2 separate regions of the Homo sapiens genome follow, and region 2 is linked to region 1. The links are chromatin loops, found by intact Hi-C in ENCODE. Cell type or tissue: psoas muscle. All regions are shown on one strand. Each heading gives the region's core, and the rest is flanking DNA. Links, peaks and the distances in the headings are about the cores only. Region 1 overlaps GAB1 (GRB2 associated binding protein 1). Region 2 overlaps GAB1 (GRB2 associated binding protein 1).

Region 1 (8,953 bases), core at 3,356-7,355:
AGATGATCTCCCATATTTTAACCAGTCATTTTACATATGAATGCTATTTGAACTACTGGGAAGAACATGGAGAGGGAGGAAAGATAGGTCAGTAAAATTCCAACACAACAGCAAAAAAACTCTCAACCCACAGAAAATCCCTACAATTAGTTAACGGAAAGCATATCTGGCATACACTCAGCGCTGCTGCAGAGAACCATGAACTGTAAATATACGTAACTATTTCTTTCTGGTGTACATAAACTAAACATCTGCAAATCATATTACATTTTCAGTGCACTAGAGGAACTCACTGTTGAAAAGAATTCTGTTGGCTGGGAGTGGTGGCTCAAGCCTGTAATCCCAGCACTTTGGGAGGGCAAGGAAAGAGGATCACTTGAGGCCAGGAGTTCAAGACCAATCTGGGCAACACAGTGAGACTCTATTAACAAAGAAAAGAAAACTGTGGTTAAATTCCTTTGTAGGGTCCAAAGTTCTTTTATAATAAACAATCCTCTAATTTACTTTCTAAGTCTTTGAATTTTCAAAAACAGTTATATTTTATTTGAGGCAGAACTATGGGAATATATAATAATTCAAATTATTTTACATAAGCTTGGGATGTAGTTCTGCCTTAAAATTGAAGAAATGAACCATTATATATGTCCAAACTTTCTCTAGCCTGTGGTTATATGAATTGCTAAGTTGCCTCATAACAGCATATAAATTAGTTTGATTTTATAGCTTGGCTAAGAATATCTTGAAATAAAAAGAGCACTAGAGATTCAAAATCTGATAAGTAAAATTAAAGATAGTACCATGAGACTTTTGTACACAGAATGTAAAAATAACAGGGTTTCAAGATTCAATATTCTCATTTTATGAATAAAAAAACTGAGGCCCATGTCAATATTCTCATTTTATGAATAAAAAAACTGAGGCCCACGATTTAAATGATCTCTTAGACTTAACCAGGGTCCACGTTAGAAATTCAATGGAAGAAACAAAATTAGAATCTAGTATGCTAATGCCTAATTCAAGGTATGGTTCAGAATGGACCCCCTCTGATGATATAATACTGTATTGTAAGCCCCAAAAGAGCAGAAACTGTGTCATATTGCTGGTTCTCTCTAAGCTCCTACAAATTACCTTACTTAATACATATTACTGGCCAGGCACAGTGGCTCACATCTGTCATCCCAGCACTTTGAGAGGCCAAGGCAGGATAGCTTGAGCCCAGGAGTTCAAGGCCAGCCTGGGCAACATGGCAAAATCCTGTCTCTACAAAACATACAAAAAATTAGCCGGGCACTGTGGTGTGCACATGTAGTGCCAGCTACTCAGGAGACTGAGGTGGGAAGATCACTTGAGCCCAGGAGGTCGAGGCTGCAGTGAGTGGAGATCACTGCAGGCTAGCTTGGGTGACAGAGCAAGATCCTGTCTCAATCAAGCAATCGATCAGCCGGTCAATCTAATTCTCCCTGTGGTGGGAGAAGGGAATCAGAGGTGGCTGATATAGTAGGCTACCTCATATTTCATTTCTAACCTTTATAGTTTGTTAGATCCTAGGGTCTCAGCACATAGTTATGCAAAATCACTGCTAACCGTACCTGGAGAACAGAGCATCGCAAAACCCAGATGTATCATCTTAAGGATATCCTTAAGGATGCAGGATTGGAAGGCAGGAGACACTTGCAAATCAGTTAACCTATCCGGCTTAAGATTTCTCTGCTCCAGAATGAATAAACTCTATTTTTTGTATCTCTAAGTCCTCTTCCAACATTAAATGTTATTGCTCTGCCTGTTTCCTGAATTTTATACATTTGACACAAACATTAATACTTTAATAAACCCTTTTCAACTTGCCTCTTTGTTTGCTGAATTATATGCATAACTCTGTTACATATATAACTCTGAATTGTAGTCCCCAGCAACCCCTACCCCACCTCAATGAATGAGGCTTTGGTCTGCAATGGCCACTGAGTCCCCCTTTTTTTCATAACACATTTTCTACCAGAAAAGCTCCTCGGGTTTGGGGGATTTGGCCCCTATCACATCTAGTTCCTGGCTTCGGGGCCTAAGGCTAGGCCACTGACATCAAAAATACTGTTGGGAGGCCATGGTCTCTCCAGAGAGGCTGCCCCTGTTTGGTCTCTGGTGAGACCTTGAGCAAATGAATGCTGCTCAGACTACTGGGAGATACAAAGGGTCAGCTGCAGAGTCTGGCAGTGTGAAGCTTGTCCCAGGCCAGAGGCACAAGGTCAGAGAGAGGCCAGGGCTTGGAGTATGAGCTCTGTCGTATAACCTGAAACTTGAGACGGTGGTTCAGAAAGATACTCAGACAAAGAAAAAACAAGAGAGGTTTAGAGACTAGAAAAACGAGAGAGAGAGAGAGAGAGAGAGAGAGAGAGAGAGAGAGAGAGACACTTTGGAAGTTCCAATAGGCTGTCACAAAAAAGCAAATGTTTCTATCATCCATGTAGGTCAAAATAACATGCATTTATTGTATTTGTGAGCGAAATAGGACCTTACTAATTGTTGCTAAGCATAAAGATTTTTGTTACTAATATATGAGTGTCAAGAAAAAGGCCAGGATACAAGATTTTCATAATTAAGAAAAGAACCAGAACATATATTGTATATTTGCATAGGACTTTACAGTTTGCAAATCACCTTCACACAAATTCTGCTCTGATCCACACAACTATCCCCATGACATTAAAAGAAACTGAGGCTTGCGAGTATGATTTACTTGTCCAAGATGCCCAAACTGCTATACATCTGCTACATCTTCAGGTCTGCTGGGAGTTCTTCTACCACACCACCAAGTCTCTTTAAAACTACTTTTCCTCAAAAGCAACCTTTTCAGAGAAACAAAATTTATCCTTATGCATTTTTACAATTTTTCAATTTTATTTCATTCTTAGTATTGAAAGTTGCTGTAGGTTGAGTATTATTAAACAGTGTTTTTATACGCTATACATCATTGCCCCTTGTACGGCAAAGCGTGTGAGTATATGATGAGTTAAATAATCTTTGAGGGCTAATATGGAAACTTTGCCACCACGTGTACTATACTATCATTTCTATGGGACGTTCTGTTCCAAGCTACATTCAACAGACCTAAAAGGGATTGTTTAAAACACATGAACGTGGCTAAAAATAATCACCACTGCAAACCAGAAATTTCTTGGATTTCACTTCTCTTTTTCATTTCATTTAAACATATACAGACATACACAGAGCTTGTTTTCACTGAGCAGCACATACGGCCTAAAAAGCTAAGTATTTCTGTATAACAGAAGAAATTTCATAAAACTCCCACATTATGATGGTGGATTACATAAAGAAGTGGGAAAGTCCCCTCTGTCCCCAAACTGTGCCAAGACATCTGACATGCTCTTATCTGCCAGGACTATACAGTTATTCAACTTAGAATCCATTTTTTAGATAAATTAGCATAATATCATAATGATCCAAAAAAGTTCAAAAAGAACTTCTTGCCAGAATAATTAACTTCCTGAGGTCCTCCAAAAGATCTGTTCTGAGAAAAACGTCTCCCTGCCAAGGCATTTCAAATACTAAAAGCAGAGTGGCAGATTTTCAGTTATAAATTTCAACAAATCACCAACCATACATGGTTGAAAGTTTTTTCAATGAGAATCAAGGTGTCAAGTTTAAGATACAAGAAACAAAAACCCTCCCCCCAACAAAAGCCAGCTTCCAAAAAGGAACTAATCAAAGCATTGTTGCAACCACTATGTCTATTAAAAGAAACAGGTGATCAGAACATTAGGATAAGTTCAGTTAACAAGTTCTTCTGATGCTTTTTATAGTACTTGGCTTATTAAAAATGGATTCATCCACAACTTTTCGGAAACATTTTTGTTGTGTAAATTCAGATGTGACTGTATTGAGCTTAAACCAAAGCAAACAAAACAAGAAAAAAAAAAAAACCACCAGACTAAATCTAAATATTATTCTGGAAAACATTCATCAGTTAGCTTTTACTCTACCTCAAAGAGCAGGTATTATGAGGCCTGGTGGCTCGAGACCCTGCCATTTTCTCCTTTGCCCTCAACTCACAACAGTCCTTCCAGTAGAATATTTGAAAAGACAGACTAAGAATGATAGGGATCAAAATAAAAGCAGCTTACATGCATGAGAAACTCTGAATTGCCTAATTTCAGTCCCAATGCGTCTCAGTCTGCAGATCCTCTATAATTTTTGATGAAGTACAACATAAACCTGTTTAAAGCTGTTTACAATCAAAAGGTACAAAGTGTGAGAACCAAATTCTCTTGGTTATTGAGATGAGTCTTAAAATAACCACAAGAGCTAATATTTAATTTGGTGTTCTTACTTTTATGTGAGATTTCTTAGTAAGACACAAAATGCCCTTATAAAACAAAACAATCTACAGAGGAAATATTAATATCTCAGCTATTTCTCTAGTATCATGATGGCTATTTTTCAGGTTTAGAAAGCAAGTCATTTTTTGAAAAAGGCCAATTATCATTACTTTAAATACTCTTCTATATCTCTTTTTTGATGCATGTACTTAGAATAGCCTCATATGAAGCCCAGATAGCTCCACAGGGCGATACTAGCAATCCAGCCACATTCCAGTGAGTTCTTTTTAATCTGAAAAATGTTCAACATACACCTTGAATTCTTTTTTAGTAGTGCTGCACATTAGTTTTTCTGTGTTTTTCTCCCTGACCTATTTCTATAAGCTTATGCTTTCTTATTTTGAGTAACCTGAAAGTAGACACATGTTCATGATCTGTAAGCAAACTTAAAACAAATAACCCTACAAGCCCTAAACAGTATTACCTCATATAGTTGTATTTTTTTCTTTTTTATATTCATTCCTTCCCTTAGGTTATAGTTCTGCAGGTATAAAGCATAAGTATAAAGGTGGAGGTGGTGTAGGGGGTTGGGGAGGGGTGCTGGCGCTGGTGTGGGGCGAGGAGTTCTCCAGGATACAACATTCCAGATGATTTCTAAGTTCCCTTCCAAAGCCACATTTCTATTACTTGCTGGTTTCTCTGGTGGGCATTTGTCCCAGACAGGAGCTCCTATGCAGCAGCGGTTCTCAATCTCAATTAGGGGGCGGCTATTTTGCCTCCAGGGCACACTTGGCAATGCCTGCAGACATTTTTGTTGTCACAGCTGGGGATGGGGTGCACTACTGGCATCTAGTGGGCAGAGACCAAGGATGCTGCTGCTAACTAAACACCCTATAATGCACAGGGCAGGCCACACAACAAACAATCATCCAGGCCACAATATCAACAGTGCAGAGGTTGAGAAGTCCCACTGTAGAGTAACAAGCTTAGGAAACTAAATGATTTGTCATATTCGGAAAACTGCAGAGGCCATTTCCTAGATTTGCTTTCATACTCCTAAACAGGTAGCTGAAGAGACTTTTAACTCCTAAAAAGGAAGCAGAAAGCAACAGCGTTTATTCACAGCCCCCTTTCTTCCCTTATCTCCCTCTTTCTCATCCACACCTACTGCATGATCAATGTTGGGAGGCAAGATAAGTCAGCAATGATCCCTGACTTCCAGGTGCTACCATCTAGTGAAGGAGATGGAATGGTCTCCTTACCACCAGGTGGCAAGTGCTCAGATACGGCAAGAAGCAATGGGGTTTGCAAAGTGCACACATTCTTTAAAAGGTCCGTTAGGTATAAAAACTGCATTTAATTAGCAGATACTACTAAGGAGCTTTCATTGGCAAGTTTTAAAATAGATCAATTCAGCTAGAAAAGTTTAGTCCCATTAAGAAAATGTGTTTTCAGGCCGGGTGCAGTGGCTGATGCCTGTAATCCCAGCACTTTGGGAGGCCAAGGCGGGCACATCGCCTGAGCTCAGGAGTTCAAGACCACCTTGGGCAACATGGTGAAACCCCGTCTCTAGTAAAATACAAAAACTTAGCCAGGCGTTGTGGCGGGCACCTATAATTCCAGCTATTCAGGAGGCTGAAGCATGAGAATCCCTTGAGCCCAGGGGGCGGAGGTTGCAGTGAGCCAGGATCACACGACTGCACTCAAGCTTGGGCTACAGAGTGAGACTCCAAGAGCATTCCTGGAGGAGCATTCTTGAAAAAGTATTCCAAGAATCACTGGGTTTACCAGCCTTACAAGTCATTCTGGATTCTTTCTGTAGCAGAGGTAAGTAAGGAAGGCCAGATGTCAAAGCAATAACTGCACAATGGGAACAACTTGCTTCCTAGAATACTTTGAGACGTATCCATAGGAGCCATACAATTTTTCCTCCAAACCCAGACACTCGTGAAAGTAATTCTTCCAGGACAACGGTAAAAACTAGGACAAGTGTTCATGAGAGCCAAGACTGTATGGCAGCACTTCAGAAGCAACTTTGGTTGGACAATGATGCCCATGTGAACCCTGTGATAGCCACAGATAGTAAACCTAACTATGACTACTACTTTTTTAGTCAACTAAAAGTCAGCTATCGTCAAAAGGCAAGAAATTTGACACTCAGTATAAAATACACACCGAACACATTCAAGCAAATGTCAAATCTAGAAAATCTGAACATACTGTGTTTATGAATCTAAAGTATAAGATTCCCACAATAGTGTGCACCAGATGGGATTTAGCCTTTTCTCTGCAGCACATGAAAAGCAAGAAAAATTGTTGAACAGGTTTTCCTTTCCTTTGACTAATATCCTGATTCCCCAATCGGCACAGGCACATTTCTGGTACTTGCAACCAATACAAACCCTCAGTGACAAGTCACCTGACTTGACTTGTTTAATCACATTCTGATCCATGGACACTTTGTACTAAGCAAGAGAAGCAACTCCTCTTGAAAGTCATGCTGCCACCAAAATGTATGGGTTCTTGGGCATTTGAGTGGAGTCAAGATGTTATACATATAATCTAGAAAATCCTATAAAATACGACACCAAACTCCTTGGAAAACAAAAAAGATCTCCAGGAAGAATGAGGTCAATACTCTCCCTGTCTTCACTCCAACTCATAAATAAGGAGGCATCTGACAAAAAACCCACTGTAGTCTTACATGGAGCTTGCAAATTAAAAACTAAACCAAAACATATACCAATGCTTTGGACACATAACTGAGACTGAATGAAAAAGAAAGGTCACTCCCTGCAATGTTAGAAAGGTAAAAATATATATATATATATATTTATTTATTTACAGAGAGAGAGAGAGAGAGAGAGAGAGAGAGAGAGGGTTTCACTCCCATCACCCAGGCTGGAGTGCAATGGTGCAATCTCGGCTCACTGCAACCTCTGCCTTCCTGGCACAAGCAATTCTTGTGCCTCAGTCTCCCAAGCAGCTGGGACTACAGGCGCATGCCACCATGGCCGGCTAATTTTTGGATTTTTTGTGGATTTGCATTTTTGCCATGTTGCCCAGGCTGGTCTCAAACTCCTGAGCTCAAGTGATCTGCCTACCTTGGCCTCCCAAAGTGCTAGGGTTATAGGCGTGAGCCACCAAGCCTGGCTTCTAGTATGTTTTTTGTTAAGCCTAGTACCAGATAGAAATGCCATCATGAAATGAAGACTGTATCTTCATTTTTCAAAATGTTTGGATAAAATGCAGAAATGTAAAATGGATGACATATTAAGGCTGTTCACAGTTATTTGAAATGTCATACTAAAACAGGATTAATTATTGAGCTGCTATAATCTGAAGGAAAGGTCTGGTGCTATTATTCTTTTTTAATTAAACAATTATATTAAACACCTAGATGAAGTTTGAGAATATGCTTGTTAATTATGTAGACAACACCAAGTTAGATGAAAGACAATATTCCAAAGGATCTTAATGTAGAATACTGCACAGACAGCGATGAGATGACATTTTAATAGAGATGCTGGGTAACATATTTATGTACATAAATTGTACGAACAGAAGTGCTGGAGACCTGGCTTTACAGCCTAGCTCAACACTGAGAGTCAAGTAACACAGATGTGTGTGTGTGTGTGTGTGTGTGTGTGTGTGTGTTTTTAAAGGAAATTCAATCCTCAGATGCGTTACTAAAATTAAATAACCAGATCAAGGGAAGAAATAGTCTAATAAGCATTACCTAAGTTGAAACCACATCTGGAAAGATGAGTTGAATTCTGGGAGCATCATTTTAAGAGGAAATTAATTATCTGGAGGAAGACCAGGACAGTTAAAGAGTATAGACATCATACCATTTGAGAAACTGTTGGCAAAACCAGAAAGGTTTGGCCTAGGGAACACTCCATGCAAATATGATGGCTTTCTTCAGCTGTTTACAAGGCTATCATGGGGATACCCCTGAACAAGTTTCCACTTGCCAATATCTCTTCAAAAAGTAAATGCTATACACCAGGCTCAGCTTGACAATAAGAAAGCAAACATGACCTCTCTAACATGGCCATTTGATTCAAATAGTCTAAGATGAATTTAGGCTTTTTGGCCACTGCATTACACAGTTGACTCAGAATGACTTCAGACCCAATTTAAGCCACAGTTTTCTCTTGTGACCATGGTTAACTGCTGTTAATCTCAGTAGTTATCACCTACAGAGACCATATTATGTATTTGCTTAATGTCTGTCTCTACCTACTACAATGTAAGTTTCATGTAAGGCAGAAGCTTTGTCTTGTTCACAGCTGAATACCCAGCACCAAGAACAAGTCCTGGCCTACAGCAAGCATTCAATAAATAGATGTTGAATAAGTGAATGCCTGTTAAACAAACACCAAAAATGTCATAAAGGGACCAAAAGACAGAAGGCAAGAGAATAGCAAACGGAAGAACTAGCAAGCAACAGAAGGTACAGGAAGGAACATTTCAATGCAAGAATAACCTTCTACAGTTGTTCAACAATGGAACAAGATACATCTTTTTTTTTTAAACTGAGATGGGGTTTCACCATGTTGGCCAGGCTGGTCTTGAACTCCTGACCTCAAGTGATCCACCCACCTGGGGCTCCAAAA
Region 2 (8,953 bases), core at 2,913-6,912, 89 kb before region 1:
TACTACGAGTGTGTTAACTGTGGAACAAATGTTTCTCTGGGAGCTAAACAATACTATTTTCCCACATTATTTACATGTTATGAATTGTTCAGATACCACAAAGCACCACTTAAGTCTAAATTGCTTGATTATGTCAGAAAGGTCCTTTGACTTCAACTCTACTCATTTGAGGATCTACCTAGAGTGGAAGTGTCAAGTCATTCTTCAAAAGGGATTTATCTTTACAATTCAGTTTTCTTTTGTTCAGAAATGGCAAGGCAATATTTTCATTTCACACTCTTCGCTGGCGTTTCTGATTCTGTGGACTGTCTCCCATCTGTCCAGGCTTCCCGGGTACTCTTTAGAGCCAAGGTCTTCTGTTGGTCAACAACAACATAATCCACTCTCTCATCTGCTACACTGCTGCCTGAGCCACTGCTCTTTTGCTAAAACACAAAGAAAAAACAAAAAGTCCAACATATAAAGGAGTGTTCCTGAGTACAACTCAGTCTTAAAACACAAAACACATCCACTGTGAATACTTTTTTTTTTTGAGAAGGAGTTTTGCTCTTGTTGCCCAGGATGGAGTGCAGTGGTGCGATCTCAGCTCACTGCAACCTCCGCCTCCTGGGTTCAAGCAATTCTCCTGTCTCAGCCTCCTGAGTAGCTGGGATTACAGGCATGTGCCACCACGCCTGGCTAATTTTGTATTTTTAGTAGAGATGTGGTTTCAGCATATTGGTCAGGCTGGTCTCAAACTCCTCACCTCAAGATCCATCCGCCTTGGCCTCCCAAAGTGCTGGGATTACAGGCGTGAGCCACCATGCCCGGCCATGAATACTCTTAAAATTTTTCTGGGTCATACACAAAAAATAACATCAACTACCTCAACTTAAAAATGTCTCTCTCCTAACTATATACTATTTTTGCCTTAAATTTAAAATTATTATATTTAAGAATTCAAAGCTGGGCACAGTGGCTCACGCCTATAATCCCAGCACTTTGGGAAGCCAAGATGGGTGGATCACGAGGTCAGGAGTTCAAGACCAGCCTGGCCAAGATGCTGAAATCCCATCTCTACTAAAAATACAAAAATTAGCCTGACATGGTGGCACGCGCCTGTAATCCCAGCTACTTGGGAGGCTGAGGCAGGAGAATGGCTTGAACCCGGGTGGCAGAGGTTGCAGTGAGCCAAGATCGTGCCACTGCACTGCAGCCTGGGCAACAGAGCAAGACTCCGTCCAAAAAAAAAAAAAAAAAAAAAAAAAGAATTCAAACTAATGCTTCCATGACAGATGAAATTCATAAAAAATAGGGACAGCAGATGCCTGTTTCATCTTAACATAGACAACCTGATTCTCCTGTCAACTTAAGCTTGACTGTCTCTCAACCTCTGAGAACATGAATCAATGTTTACTTTGAGAGCTAACAAGAAATGTTTTTGGAAAAGTTATACTTCAAGAATGACAAACTACATAAGCTGATGCCTTTTCATTCCTAAAATTCAACAAGATATAGATATTTAAATAAAATTATCAATGCACTGCTGCGCTCACTAGAAAGTGAAATGTCTAAGGTATAAGAGAAGTAGAGGGAGTGGTGAGCTTCTAAATGGTAAACGTGGTGTTGGCTTTAGGATGAATGTCAATCTCAAAAATGCAATCAGGAGGCCCTGCATTGGAGGTGATGCTGAAACTGAGAATATCTCATCAAGCTAGGGACCCCTGAAGGGAACTGATGTGGTCCTAGGATGGTAGCACCTCCTGGTTCCTAGCAGAAGCAAATACAAATAGTTTATAGAAGAAATTTAGGTCCTCAGAAGATATGTTCAACAAAATGAGGTTGCAATAAAAATATATAAAACACACAAAGAAACAAACTGTAGAGAGTGTGAGATAGGAGAAACAATATACACAGATTCAGACCTCCAAGGACTTCAGATATTGAAAAAGGAGCCAGTAAATTGGCCAGACATATTTGATAAAGACCCAAACAGAATTTCATTTTAGAAATGGAAAAGCAATATTTGAATAGTGACTGAGACTTTCCCAGAATTGATAAAAAATATGAATCCAAAAAGAAGGCAGCACTTCTAAGCAAGATAAATAAAAAGGAATCTATGTCTAGACGTATTGTAGTGAACCTGTAGAATACCAAAGATACAGAAATGACCTTAAACTCATCCAGTCAGAAAAGACATTATCTACAAGGGAATTACAATTAGACTGACAGCAATTTTTCCATAGGAATAGAAGCAAGACAGTAGTGGGATAGTATCTTCCATGGGCTGAGAGAAAATTATTGTTGATCAAGAACTGTAAACTCAAGAAAACTGTGTTTCCAAGAGTGAAGGCAAAATAAAGACATTTAAGTTATACAAAAACTGAAAAAAATTACTACCAATGACCTCCACTAAAGGCACTTCTAAAGGGTATATTTCAGGTGGAGGGAAAATTATTGCAGAAGGAAGGTCTGAGAAATAGGAAGGAATGACAAAGAAGCTGGTCAACATGTAGGAAAATGTAAATAAACATTGTTATATAATAAGAGCAGTAATAATACTGTCTAATTAGTGGGCTTAACAAAAAGACAACATTAAAATTTTGGACAAAGATAGCACAGAATTTGAGCATTTTAAGGAGAGTAAAGACACTAGACTGGTTAACTTTAGAATTCATTAAATAACAGCCAGATGCAGTGGCTCCTGCCTGTAATCCCAGCACTTTTGGAGGGCTGAGGTGGGTGGATCACTTGAGGTCAGGAGTTCAAGACCATTCTGGCCAACATGGTGAAACCGTGTCTCTACTAAAAATACAAAAATTAGCCAGGAGTGGTGGCGCGCATCTGTAATCCCAGCTATTTGGGAGGCTGAGGCAGGAGAATCATTTGGACCTGGGAAGCGGAGGTTGCAGTGAGCCAAGATCACACTACTGCACTCCAGCCTGGGCAACAGAGCAAGACTCTGTCTCAAAAAAAAAAAAAAAAAAAAAAAAAAAGAATTTGTTAAATAACTATTTCAATGGTAACCACTAAAAAAGTAGAAAGTATAAAATTTCTAACCATCAGAAAGGAAAAAATAATCAGTCTCCATAACTATGTTATTTTTGTTTTATGAGATAGCATCAAGTAGCAGACCAGACTAAATTTATATTAAACATAACTTAATAAAATTATCCCAAAGGAAATAATTCTTCAGGTTTGAAGTGTGAACTAACTGTATACAAAGAAGAGACATGTCACATGTCACTCACCTTACGTGGTGGTGTGGATTTCCCAGAATCTAAGTCGAGATCTAAGTATTCCACCTGTTTGTCTCCTTTGGGCTTGATCATAGGGCTGCTTCCTCCATCAAGACTGTTACTGCCAAAGAGATTCTGAAAGTATTAGACAACAAAATCAACGGTCAGACATTCACCAGACATACCACTCGTACTGTTGAACATCTACGGAAGCCTAAATATTTGCTTTCAAGAGGACATAGCTTAAAAAGTTAAACAACCTTTTAGGATAGAAAGAAAATAAGTAATATTTAAAAAACTGATTAAAGCCTAGCTTAGAGCAAGCTAAACGTAGTTTCAAAAGTTAAACTTGGTTCACACTAAGATTGAGACATCAGGAGATACTTAGCTATGATAGCCCAACTTGAACATTATTAAAATTATGTCTGTACTCAATTATGCTTTACAGGATCTTTATATTCCTTGCTTTCAAGTTAAATTTTAAAAAAACTTTCTACGTTTTATCTAAAGGCTTTCACACTAAAATTTGTTTGACTCCATTGGCTAAGTGTATTTTGTTTCAATCATCTGGATTTTTTACCACCTAATTTCCTTAGCCTGATCTTTTCCTTCCTGAAAGGCATACATTCTAAAGAACGTATTTAAGAGAGAAGGAAAATTACTACCTAAGGAAGGCCTGAAATACAAGAAATGATAAAGAAGCTGCTAAACATGCAGAAAAACGTAAATAAGCATAGTTTATATAATAAGAGCAATAATACTACTAACTTCTGGGTTTAAAAAGAATTAAAATTTTGGACAAAAATAGTGCTAAGATTTTAAAGAGAGCAGAGTGAAGACAACTCTGGAATTTGTAAATAACCATTTCAGATGATTTGTACAGTAGGACTACTCTCTAAAAAAAGGGAAAGAAGGTAGGAAGATAGATGACAGCGATAAACAGCAGGAACAAAAAACTTGAGGCAGAAAAATGAAAAATAGGCACTTGAAGATCAATGCTAAATAGAAAGGAAAAGCTGGCATGAACCTAAGTCCCTATATATTCCCTCCACTCTAATTACAACAGGGTTCTATTATACATGTGCTCAAACAAGTGACTTGTTTCCATGCCTTACTCCTTTTAACCCCATCTAGAAATGTTCTTGGCTTCTCATACGCAAGACTGTGTATTTCTCATTAGGGAATTTCATCCTTGTGCACTGTTGATATTAATGTTCATATATTATCTCATACTTTTAAAGAAAATCATAATGATTTAACAAAGTTAAAAATTTATACATGTTATGATGAATAAAACAATTTGAAAACTGCATACATCTGGTGGTTCTGTTGATTCTTTTTATATTGCTACTTCATTTCTTTTTGCTTAGGTTAAACAGAAAAAACTGTGCCTTAGGGAAAGGATACTTCTAGGAAAATATTGAGACTATTCTCTCATTTCGTAGCAGGGCTGCTAATAGCTGGTATGGAACCTTTTTGCAAATTATTAAAAGGTGCTTCTTGCACTGGGGTGAGACAGCTCTGTGCTGTGGGCGACTGCAGCTTGGTGAGCAGCACATAGCCTGAATTTCATATAATCAGGTATGCAGTATGTTTATTCAGTAAACAACCTGTACAACTAAATGTAATATTCCTACTTGAAGAAACAGATTTTTTAAACCAAATTTATCAATTACTACAAATAAAACATTAAAAAAATATATAAAATGGCTAGGCGCGGTGGCTCAGGCCTGTAATCCCAGCACTTTGGGAGGCTGAGGCGGGCGGACCACCTGAGGTCAGGAGTTTGAGACCAGCCTGGCCAACATGGTGAAACCCCGTCTCTACTAAAAACTACAAAAACTAGCCAGGTGTGGTGGTGGGCACCTGTAATCCCAGCTACTTGGGAGGCTGAGGCAGGATAATCGCTTGAACCCGGAGGCGGAGGTTGCAGTGAGCCAAGATCGCACCACTGCACTCCAGCCTGGGCAACAGAGGGAAACTCTGTCTGAAAAAATTAAAAAATCAAAAAATCAAAAATAACATGTAGAGCACAAAAAATATAAGCAAGTTTTGGTCCTCAATATAAATAGCAATCCCTCTCTTCTTTCTAATTCATGGAGAAACTGGAATCATCATGAAATTTTTTATCTGAATGACTCTATATATCATTGTCACATAAAATCAGCCATGAGTGTGTGAAAAGTTCTATATTCAAATGTGATCAATGAAAGACCCATACCCTCCATTTCTCTGATTAGAAATATCTAGAATTGTTCACAGTATTACAAGGCTATAAAAGAAATGCATAAATTTGTAAGACCTGCATGCATAATACCAATAAGTTGCTCCTAAACAGAATTTCTCAGGGTGGCTAGTTAACCTATTTTATGTCTGTTATTACTAGAACTGAATGTTTTTCCATCTTTAAGTATGGTTAACATTTGTGTGTCTACAAGGAAGTCTATTTGCTCTTGATTTAATCTCCACTGGAACAGCCTGTCTGTATTCTAGCCTTTCACCCAGTATTTTCCCAAAACAGTTTAGAGAAACTCTAAGATTCTATAAGGTATTATAAGTGTTCTTTGAATTAAATAACAAACCAGTAGTGTGAGATTTTTTTTTTTTTTTTTTTTGAGATGGAGTCTTGCTTTGTTGCCTGGGCTGCAGGGCAGTGGCTTGATCTCGGCTCACTGCAATCTCTGTCTCCTGGGCTCAAGCAATTCTCCTGCCTCAGCCTCCCGAGTAACTGGGATTACAGGCGCCTGCCACCACGCCCGGCTAATTTTTGTATTTTTAATAGAGACGGGGTTTATCCATGTTGGCCAGGCTGGTCTCGCACTACTGACCTCAGGTGATCTGCCTGCCTCGGCCTCCTTAAAGTGCTGGGATTACAGGTGTGAGCCACTATGCCCGGCCTAGATTTTTAAAAAATTCTTTAAAAATTATGTAAAATCATTTAACATATTTTTGTTGTTATTATCACATAACAGTATGTATGCCTTTAGTTATGGTTTACCATCATTTGAATTTCAGGTGTCACATTCAGAATTCACTTGATAATGCATGATTTTTGATCCAAAATTAAAGAAGTTTGTTAAATATTGCTATAATTCTCATATTCTTTTCTAAGGGAGAGTTGAATGGACTATGATGAGTCCTTGTATTTGGCAGCATGAGGATATGGAATTGGCATTGTTGACTTTTCTATTGTACTTGGTAGATAGGTATGTCCTCCTGGGTCATTTTTGCTTTTTTCTAATACATAGGACCTAAGTACTTCATAAATTCATCACAGGCCAGGTGCAGTGGCTCACGCCTGTAATCCCAGCACTCTGGGAAGCCAAGGCAGGCAGATCATTTGAGGTCGGGAGTTTGAGACCATCCTGCGCAACATGATGAAACCCTGTCTCTACCAAAAACACAAAAATTAGTCGTGTGTGGTGGCGCAAACCTGTAATCCCAGCTACTCGAGAGGCTGAGTCAGGAGAATCATTTGAAACCCAGGAGGTGGAGGCTGCAGTGAGTTGAGATCGCGCTACTGCATTCCAGCCTAGGTGACAGAAAGAGAATCTGTCTCCAAATAAAAAAAAAAAGAAATTCACCACATTGTGTTTATTTAGACACCTCTATTGGTGGCAAGTAAAAGCACCTTTCTGGCTTACTGTCATTAGGTGTAAAAAAAAAAAATTGTATTTTGATTTCCTTTGATTTCTGATTGTAATGCTCTTCTTTTTCATCTTTTCCCTTCATCTAACACCCATGACAAATCACATTTTTAAACTTTCCTATTATATGGGACTTTCCAAAATTTTTATGGCTATTTACTATTTTGGGCAAAAAGACACACTCTTTAGTACCTCAGAAAATACTCTAATTACTTTACGATAAGAAAACAGTTCACTCAACTACCCAAAGTTGAAAATAGGTGACAATATCTACTCTGACCGAGAATTTAGGATTTAGAGTTTTACTAGAGTCAACTTACTATACTGAGGAAAACTAATTAACTTAAATAATAATAATAGAACTCCACTCAAATTGAAAAATAGTGAATACAAAAGCAAAAGTGTCTAAAAATTGCCCTGCCTTGAAAAATCAGTGAAAACATTATTGATATATTGATTATATTATTTTTGAATACTTTATAAATTTGATATTTAAAAATTTTTATAGATGAGGTCTCGCTATGTTGCCCAGGCTAGGTGTGAACTAGGCTCAAGAGATCCTCCTGCTTCAGCCTCCTGAGTAGCTGGGACTACAGGCACATGCCACTGTGCCTGGCTAAATTTGGTAATATTTTAAAGTTAATTAATTTAAGCACAAAATCAAGTTTTTCATATCACTGAATTATGTTTCCTGACAATATATAGTTTTAAGAAAGCTGGTTCTGCCTAAAGTCTATTAAGGATGAAAAACCAATTCATTGACAGAATTGGGCTTTATATTTTATACCTCTAAATAGGGCTGTTTTAAATAATATAGGGCCACTAAAGTGTTACTCATTCTAAATTTTGACATCAGGTATTTGCTTATCCTGGAAGATATGGTCTGATTGTCCCTCAATACCTGCTCTCCCCTCTCCCATATGCATGGGATTTTTAGGTGGGCCCACTGTTCCTCGGATCTAAGTCTATGTTTTCTAGCTCCTTTGTGTCTAAGTGTGGCCACACAGGCTAAGTTCTGGTTAATGGTTTCTATAAAGCAGTTTCGAGGTACTGTCCTTATGAGGCAGTTGGGCTGTACCCTTCTTTTTCTCTCTTTCCTCCACCTGGAGTTGGAATGTCACTCTGCTGGCTGGAGCATCATCTTGTCCAATGAGCATATGTGCCACACCCAAGGAAAGCAGACTGGAGAGCTGGAAAAGGTCTGAATCCCTGAAGACTCTATGGAACAGAGCTGCCACAACAGCCTTGGATTGACTCTCTCTAGACTTTTCCATGAGAAAGAAAGAAACTTCTCTCTTGAGTCACAAATATTTATTTTCTTTTACTCAGAGGGGAACTTAATCCTAATGGATATACTTATCAACTAAAATACAAATAACAAAGCAAACATTAAATCTGACTTAAGGAAAAGCTAAAGCAAAATATTTTTAAAAATTAAAATTGGTTTGTATTCTTAAACATTTGAAGTATTTTCTGGCAACTACCTGATTTATGAGGAACAAAATGCTCACTACCATTAGAAAATTCTCATGCTTTATGGTAGTATAGCCAACCTCAAACATGTTATGTTTATAAGAGGTCTTCTTTAATCTTTACACCTATCTAAAGGTATATTACTTACTTATAAGACCATTTCACCATTAGAGTGCTGTGACATGGCCTTAGAGAATTGCATCATAAAATGCTGCCCGTATATTTTCTTGAAGAGTATAAAAAATCAAGTATCTCTTAAATGACATATAACTGAAAACTTAATTTTTTTCTAATTAGAGACAGGGTGACATGTTGTGCAGGCTAGCCTCAAACTGCTGGACTCAAGGACTCAAGTGATCCTCCCACCTCAGCCTCCCAAATAGCTGAAACTACAGGGTTGTGCTGCTGTGCCAGGCAACTTTTTTTTTTTAACTCATTTACAGTTTACTTTCACCTTTTATTGGTTTTAGAGTTTATGACATTATTTTTAATAAGCTTTTTAAAAGTTGTCTTTTACTGCTTTTTCTTAAGTATATAAAGATACGAGGATAAAATTTATAGACAGAACAGTTCTAGCTTGAATGACTGAAAAGGGCTGCTCAGAAAGGGAAAAGT

Evidence for each region. A loop is a pair of places that touch in the nucleus more often than their neighbours do. Peaks named below come from ENCODE experiments on the same cell type or tissue, not always from the same donor. Only the 100,000 strongest peaks of a DNase experiment are listed, where the experiment ranks them.
Region 2: it touches region 1 in a loop (1.9-fold over the local background); 3 of 110 quality-filtered maps call a loop at or near these places.

Annotation. Positions count from the first base shown.
Region 1 is chr4:143,372,080-143,381,032 of GRCh38, reverse strand. All of the region lies in intron 1 of GAB1 (GRB2 associated binding protein 1), which reads right to left. Among named protein-coding and RNA genes, the nearest start is that of MIR3139, 33 kb to the right of the region's middle. RefSeq lists an enhancer at 8,184-8,373. In psoas muscle, for the core only: a CTCF peak has its summit at 5,204 (motif pointing left); a DNase peak (open chromatin) is centred at 5,152; H3K27ac peaks cover 2,892 bases.
Region 2 is chr4:143,460,503-143,469,455 of GRCh38, reverse strand. It overlaps GAB1 (GRB2 associated binding protein 1), which reads right to left. Exons shown (of 10, transcript NM_002039.4): 9 at 3,231-3,353; 10 at 1-425. The coding sequence ends at 267. Among named protein-coding and RNA genes, the nearest start is that of SMARCA5, 49 kb to the left of the region's middle. In psoas muscle, for the core only: no CTCF peak of the experiment used is centred there; no DNase peak of the experiment used is centred there.